Linked DNA regions of Mus musculus: all the other regions are linked to region 3. The links are chromatin loops, found by intact Hi-C in ENCODE. Cell type or tissue: left cerebral cortex. All regions are shown on one strand.

Region 1 (2,500 bases), 100 kb after region 3:
TTTCACATATGTACCACGGGTCACACATGCACACACAACCACACAAATACACACACAAACATACACACACATACACACACACAGACATATGCATACACACTTACACACACTTATACATATATGCATACACATATGAAATAAAAGAGAAAACATGAAATGTACTTTATGTATTACACTGATGGAATAGTCCCATCCATAAGAAAAAGGAAATGTTGCAATTTGTGCAATCAGATGAAAGACGACAGCAAGCCAGACAGAGAGAGACAAACACTGGCCAGTAGGGTGTGGCTTGGTGGTAGAGCACTTGCCTAGTACATGCAATGTTCTAAGTTCTACTATCCTACACACACACACACACACACACACACACACACACACACACACACGTAGGAAGCCAACTCTAAGATGGCGCCGGTTTCCGGTGTGCCGTTGTCATAATCATAAACAACATCAGCGCAGGTGTAAGCCCGAGTCTGGCGCCAACCCCTCTCGAGCGGGTACATGCTAATTAGGTGACAGGAAGGGGTAGGGCAGACTTGCAGGGAGAGGTGAGACTAGGGTTGGAAATCATATTGGTGTCATCTCGTGCCCCTAACAAAGCACAATGACTGAATCCTTTCTGACAGGGCAATCCCAGAATGTACAAAATTAGAGACAATCTGAGGATGTAACAACACAGCCAATTGTTCTGCTGTCCAGCATGGGTGACAACGTCCTGAAGAGTGCCTAACAGACCCCTAACTAGGACAGCACCTCTGGGTGCCTCGGGAACTCAGGCATTTTGATTACCCATGCTAGCATTTATTTGATGTCGTTGGTCTGGCTCAGAGCCCTTTTTATAACAATCTCACAAATCAGGTGTAAAGGAAAGAAAAATAAATAAATAGAAAAGCCACAGCAGGCACCCTCCCGAAGGCAGTGGCATTATTTTATAATGTTTGATTTTGAATTTTTAATGAAGGTAGAAGGAAGATGGACTCTGCATATCAGGGAAGTGAGCAGAAAGAACCTGTTCTGGAATAAACAGGTCAGCTGGAAGGTGGGAGAGGCTTAGGAACCCCCGTAGTCCAGGAGTGCACTTGCACGTAGCTGAACGAGGTTTGGCAGAAAGCCAGCGTTCAGGACAAGTTGGCTTCAAGAGCACAGAAGAAAGACGGGAGCTCCCACGGGTCATTTCTTGCTTGGGCTCCCGAGCCAGGCTCCCCTGCACAGCTCTGCAGCCCCTGCAGCTGCGCAGCTCTGCTCTTCTCTGCAGACACAGGAGGGAGCCATGCTTCTCCGCCACCTGCTGGTTGTTTCCTGAAATGCAGGGTACACCTGGCCATCAGCGGCTTCCTGATCCTTCATAGTCCACCCTATTTCCTCTCTTATCGAAAGCAAAAGGTGGCCCAGACAGCCCTCTCTGCCAGGATATTTCACATCTGGTTCCTCTCTTTCACATGGCATCTAAATCTCTGTGGTTCTGAAATATACACAGAACAGGGAATTGTAAGGTGGGTGGGTGGATAGTATTCTGTGATGTTGACTGCAGGAATTCCTCTTCAAGTTTCTCTCTCTCTCTCTCTCTCTCTCTCTCTCTCTCTCTCTCTCTCTCTCTCTCTCTCTCTCTCTCTCTCCCTCCCTCCCTCCCTCCCTCCCTCCCTCCCTCTCTCCCCACCCCCCTTTTTTGTTTTTTCGAGACAGGGTTTCTCTGTGTAGCCCTGGCTGTCCTGGAACTCACTTTGTAGACCAGGCTGGCCTCGAACTCAGAAATCCGCCTGCCTCTGCCTCCCAAGTGCTGGGATTAAAGGCGTGCGCCACCCTGCTCGGCTCTTTAAATCGTTTTTTTTTTCTTTTGTTTTTTTTTGTTTTTTTTTTTTTCCTTCCTTCCTTTTTAATAGCATGTTACAGTGTGATGTCCCTGCTCAGGGCTACAGTGGGCACTGATCAAATCCTGTCTCCATTTATAAAATTTGACTTTTCTTTTTTGTTTTAATTGTATTCTATTTTATAGGTGCAGTGTGTACAGCATACATGTTCACATATGTGCAGGAACATGTGTATATGGGCACAGGTGCATATGTGTGCACATGCACCTGTGTATGCACATCATGAGCGCATCAGGTGTCTTCCTCAATCACTCTTCACTTTTTGTTTAAGACATATTTTATTTTTAGTTATGAGTATGTGTGTATGGGGGTTGAGCACATGCCTGCAATGCCAGTGGAGGCCCCAGGCATCAGATCTCCTGGAGCTGGAGTTACAGGTAGCTGTGAACTCCTGACGTAGGTGCTGTGAACGTCCTGATGTAGGTGTTGGGAATCAAACTCGGATCCTCTGCAAGAGCAAACAATGCCCTTCATCACATTTTATTTTGAGGCAGTTTTTCCACTCATGCCCAGAGTTGGTCTAGCTAGCCAGGATTACTCCAACGATTCTCTGTTTTCACATTTTATGTGCTGGACTTTAAAAAATTGCCATAATTTCCATGGGTGCTGGGGATTTGAACTCAGGTCCTCTG
Region 2 (2,500 bases), 120 kb after region 3:
GAGATCCCCACTGAGCCGAGCCATCAAGTGGAGCACCATGTCTCACTTCCTTGTCATAGCCTTCAGTGACAAACTTCCTCAGGTAAAGCCACACCTCCTCCTAAACCTCTCAGAACAGCAGCCCTAGCTGGGGACTGAGTATTCAAGTACCTAAAACTGTGGGGTGAATCTCATTAAAGTTGCCACAGTTGTATCGTCTTCCCTATCTGCAGAGGTGAGCAAGAGACAGGGAGCCACTGAGAATTCTGAAGATTCATAGTTCAAACACTCATGCACCATGATGACCTTGGTCCAGGTCAGTCTGAATAGTGCTCTGAGGTAGCCCGGCACAGACCTGCCTATGGGATGCGGGGGACCAAGGCCTCCTGGAGCAAACACAGATGCTTGCAGTTCTAGATGTGAGTTCTCAGCTTCCTGCTCCTGCCCATGTATCTTCACTCTACCATCACAGATACTAACCATTTAGAACCATAAACCCAAATAAACTCTTTCTTCTATACCTTGCCTTGGTCATAGTGTTTTATCACAGCAATAGAAAAAATAACTAAGGTAACAACCTCCCTGGAGGGCTCAAAAATGAGAGCATGCTCTTACTGGGGCTGACTATGAGTACAGGGACACTGGTCAGTGGGACTGTGGCTACCTATAGGGGGAGGCTCAGTCCAGGGAAGGCTGAGGAACACAGATAGAGACTGAGAGAGCAGGATTAGAGCCTCCATGCTAGAGATGAGCCCCTGTCTGCTCTCAGAGTAGGTGAGGGCATTGCTCGTAGGGCTTTGTTGTACCTTTGAAGGAACAAGTAGATCTCAGCTGATAGTAACCCACTTTTGCAAAGAGACACATCTGACAAAGGGAAGCCTGGGAAATGTGCACACACACACACATACATACACACACACTCACACACACACACACATACACACACACACACATTCAAGAAGCACCTCTCCCACTCTCTAGTTCTCTGTCCTTTCTCAGCAACAACCTTAATACATTTTGAAAAACAATGAGAACTTATAGCCCAGGTGACATTGCAGGGTACAGTCTGCAGGTCTGCAGGGTTGTATTAAGCACACATACACTGGGGGTGCTCAGGGCACCATCTCTGTGTGAACAGTTTGCATAGTGTCCTTTCCTGAGATGCCATTCAAAGAACGCAAGGCTCAGTCTTGGGTGACATCTCCCTATCTCCCACCAGAGGTCTCTAGTTGTCTTGTTGTATTTAAGATTATTTTATTTATATTTATGTATATGGAGGGTGTTGCCTAGAGGGGTCAGAGGAAAGAGTCAGATCATCTAGAGATGGAGTCTCAGGCAACTGTGAGCCTCCAGACATGGGTGCTGGGAACCAAATCTGAAAAAAAAAAAAAACCAACAAAACACAGCAGTGTTCTTAACCACTGAGCCAGCTTCCAGCCACCTCAGGAAACTGTTTTTGATTCTGTGTGTTTTTGATGCCTAAGAGTATTCTGGATGAGAGGGCATGGGTTTACATCTGGGTCCTCTAGTCTATTCCATGTGACTTTCTGTATTTATGTTGGTAACATGGTGGCTTTGTCCCTGTGTCTTTAAATTCGGTGCTGTGTTACCTCCAGCTCTGCTCCATTTAAAGACTGAAGCTATGTTCCCATTACTCAACCTGTATAAAACCCAACTCCAAACGGATCAAAGATATCTCTGTAAAACCGGAATACCTGCAATCACAAGAGGGACTGTGAGAGACACTGTTACAGGTGCTGATTTACCGCTGCACAGAAGTCCCCTAGCTCAGGAAACAAAGCCTCTTCATTACCCTCTTCTGGATTCCATGATCACTTCATGTACATGGTGCATTGACACACATGAGGTACCCCCAACACATTAAAATAATAAAATTATTTAAAAAAAAAAAGCTTAGGCAGAGCAGAAGAAGCAGCCAAGCAACGGTCTACAGACTTGGAGGGACCCTCAGTCAGTCTCCTGAAGTAGATATCTGGAAAACAAAAAGAGCTCAGACCATGTAGCAAACCCTGTAATCTTGTGAAAATGGACAACAACCTGAAGAGAATGCTCCCAAAGACCCACACACAGCAGGCAAGAACAAGGAGAAATGTCCTCGGCCTCATCGAGAAAAGAATCACACACCAAAGCCACACGAGAGTCTGCCTCACCCAAGTCAAAGTGGCTATGAAGGAAAAATGTGGGCAGAAGGACCTGACACACTGCCTCCTAAAGTTCATTAGTGCACCCACTGTGAGACTCATTGTGGAAGTTCCCCGGAAAACTAAAAATAATAGAATACCATATGGTCCAGTCAGAATACTTCTGAAGATGTATGCATGTCATAGATATGCGTGCATGCATGTTTATTGCTGCACTGTTCATAAAAGCCATGTGATGGAATTATCTCAGTTAAAGTCAGTGGGTAAACAAAGAAAATATGGGATATAGATGGTGGAGTACTATTCAGCTATCAAAAATAATTAAATCTTGTTATCCATAGGAAAAGCATGGATGGAAC
Region 3 (2,500 bases):
CGCGAGCCAGCGAGCCAGCGAGCGAGCCACGCGCCGGCCTCGCCCCCCGCGCTGCGCTGCGCTCCGCCGCGCCCGGCCCGGCTCCGCTTGCTGCCCGCCACCTGCCCGGGGGCCGCCCAGCCGCCCAGCCGCGCTCCCCGCTTGCTGCGCCCCCGCACACCTGCTCCCGGGCGCCGCGCCCCGCGCCGCGGACACAGCCCAGGTGCGCCGTGCGCTCGGCTCGGCTCAGCGGGCCGCGGGCAGCCAGGCGCGGGCGCACAGCCGCAGCCGCGGGCGCGAGCTCATGCCGGGCGCCCCCCGATGCGCAGCGCGGCCAGGCGGCGGCCTCCCGGGCGCCGGCCTCACCCTCCGCAGCCAGGCAGCAGGCGCGCGGCCAGGCTCATCCTGCTGCGGCGGCCTCGGGCGCCGGGTCCCCTGTGCTGCCCTTCCCTGCCTGAGCCCGGCGGGCCGCGCGCGGAGGCGAGCGGGGACCCCTCCCCTGCTCTGGCCGCTGGGGCGCTCTGCAGTCTTAAAGCAGCAGCAGAGGAGTGCGGCGGATCACGCAGTCGGCGGGACCCAGGGCTCAGAGGCTCAGAGGCTCAGAGACGCGTCCCCACACAGCCCATCGTGTGTAGCTCTGTTCTTGCAGGTTGTTAATGAGATGCGGCCGGGGGCTGACCACTCCGGAAGGGTGCCAGCTAGGCAGAGGTGACCGCGAGGCGTTAGCAGTTTTGATGCGATGTGCAGCAGGATTCGGAGTCCGTATTGACTCCCTGAAAAGTCTAGTCCATCTGCCTAGAGGGAAATGCTGCCTTGGAGTCCTCGCGGCTCCTGGGAAGAGCTCTCTGACTTCACTGGCTGATTTTTAATTATCTTTAATACATACTAGGGTGCAAACATGAGCGATTCTAATTTTGGTCTCTGAGTGGTGTATAAAAACTGATTAAAATAGCTGATAGTGCGTATTGAGTCCCAACATGCAACCCCTTTCTTGGCACAGCAGACCATGGCCTAAATGGGTCTCCAGAAAGATCTTGAAGTAATGATACTATTTCAACAAAGGCCCTTCAAAAAGCACATATCCGTATCTGGCACTTTACAAAATAATGACCCACAGAGTCAGAATGTGCCCTGATTTAAAGTCTAACATTGAATGCACACGGCCAGGACTATGGACTGGGAAAGCTTTGAGGGAAGGCAAGAGAGGACCATTTCATGGGAAATGGAGATAGTTTCGCAGACTATCAGGCATCTTCTGCCTGAACTACATGTGCACTTACAGATTAGGCACCCCTAAAACGGCTCACAGAATAGCCCAGAAAAGCAAATGTTGAGGCAGAAATAAAATGGTGCTTTACCAGGGCTGGGCACAAGATGGCCAGGCCCTGTGTTAGGAAGGGTCAGCTGAGCCCTGACGCCGCACTGGCTGCCATTGCTCTGCAGCTGTAGGTGGTCACGTGCTGCCGCCCACTCAGGCTGCGCCTCCAGCTCTGCCAGCTACACACGAACCCCAGTGTCCTCTGCCTTTGCATGCAAAGGGTGTTTCTTCACTCCCTGTTCCTCAAAGCTGTGCTCCCTGGCAGGCAGTGGGCCTGATTTCCCTCCCTGCATTCCTGTTCTTTTAGGGCACAATTCTTCAGGTACTCCAACCATCTTAAGGCTCAGCTGGGGCTTGGTAGCCAAGCACTCAAGACAAAGCTGAGGCAGACAGCTTGGAGTCAAACCACTACCTCCACTTACCAGTTCTAAGCATACGTGTGCGTCTCATGAGTGTTCCTGCCCTGGCATACAGAATGAAATCATCAGCACTTCTAACTATAATGGTTGCGGTGTTCTGCAGCCTAGGCCTAGTGCCTGGTTACCATGGCCAGTGGTGGCTAAGGTTCTATATAGCTAGGCTAGCTATATAAATTTGGGGATCTGGTATAAAGAAAAATAAAGGGCTCCTTTTGCAAAAAGAAGGAAATACACCATTTAAAATATCCTAGTAGAAAATGTGTCCTTTCCTTTGCAGCCTTTTCTGTCTCTTCCATGGTATCTGTCACTCTCTGTTTACTGTCTCACTCTGTTGGGAATAGTTAGGAAGGGCACAGCTGCACACAGATGCCAAGCTGTTACAAAGTAACCCATGGCCACACAAGTGGCCCACATCTGCTGCCTTGCTTCCCTGTCTTCCGCCTGGCTCCTGTACTAGGCATAGCCATGATGGGGAATGGGAAATGCTTTCCCATTCCTTAGGGATTACAGTTCCAAGGTATCAGGAGATACCCAAGTGATTACACATCTACACTGGAAAGCTGTCCCCAGTGTCTGGTTCATTGTGGGCCAGAGGCATAAATGGCTTGTAGGACATGCATGACAATGCCACTCTGGAGTAGGACAGTCAATGCCAAGCCCCACTCTGGGTGCTTCACTAAATGATCCAGTTACATCCAGATCTCCATCAAGGACAGCGAGGAATGGTGGGAAACAGACCACCCACTGAAAAGAACACAACCCACAGAAGGTGATAGACCCATAA

The links. Peaks named below come from ENCODE experiments on the same cell type or tissue, not always from the same donor. Only the 100,000 strongest peaks of a DNase experiment are listed, where the experiment ranks them.
Region 1: a loop joins it to region 3, with 4 times the contacts of the local background. A loop is called at or near these places in 6 of 42 quality-filtered maps.
Region 2: a loop joins it to region 3, with 2.9 times the contacts of the local background. A loop is called at or near these places in 6 of 42 quality-filtered maps.

The regions. Positions count from the first base shown.
Region 1 is chr16:97,271,194-97,273,693 of GRCm38, forward strand. No RefSeq gene overlaps it. Among named protein-coding and RNA genes, the nearest start is that of Bace2, 84 kb to the right of the region's middle. In left cerebral cortex, a CTCF peak has its summit at 1,289 (motif pointing left); a DNase peak (open chromatin) is centred at 1,272; H3K4me3 peaks cover 473 bases.
Region 2 is chr16:97,289,271-97,291,770 of GRCm38, forward strand. No RefSeq gene overlaps it. Among named protein-coding and RNA genes, the nearest start is that of Bace2, 66 kb to the right of the region's middle. In left cerebral cortex, a CTCF peak has its summit at 1,201 (motif pointing right); no DNase peak of the experiment used is centred here; H3K27ac peaks cover 155 bases.
Region 3 is chr16:97,170,300-97,172,799 of GRCm38, forward strand. It overlaps Dscam (DS cell adhesion molecule), which reads right to left and starts at 436. Exons shown (of 33, transcript NM_031174.4): 1 at 1-436. In left cerebral cortex, a CTCF peak has its summit at 1,350; DNase peaks (open chromatin) are centred at 689 and 1,433; H3K4me3 peaks cover 1,267 bases; H3K27ac peaks cover 2,041 bases.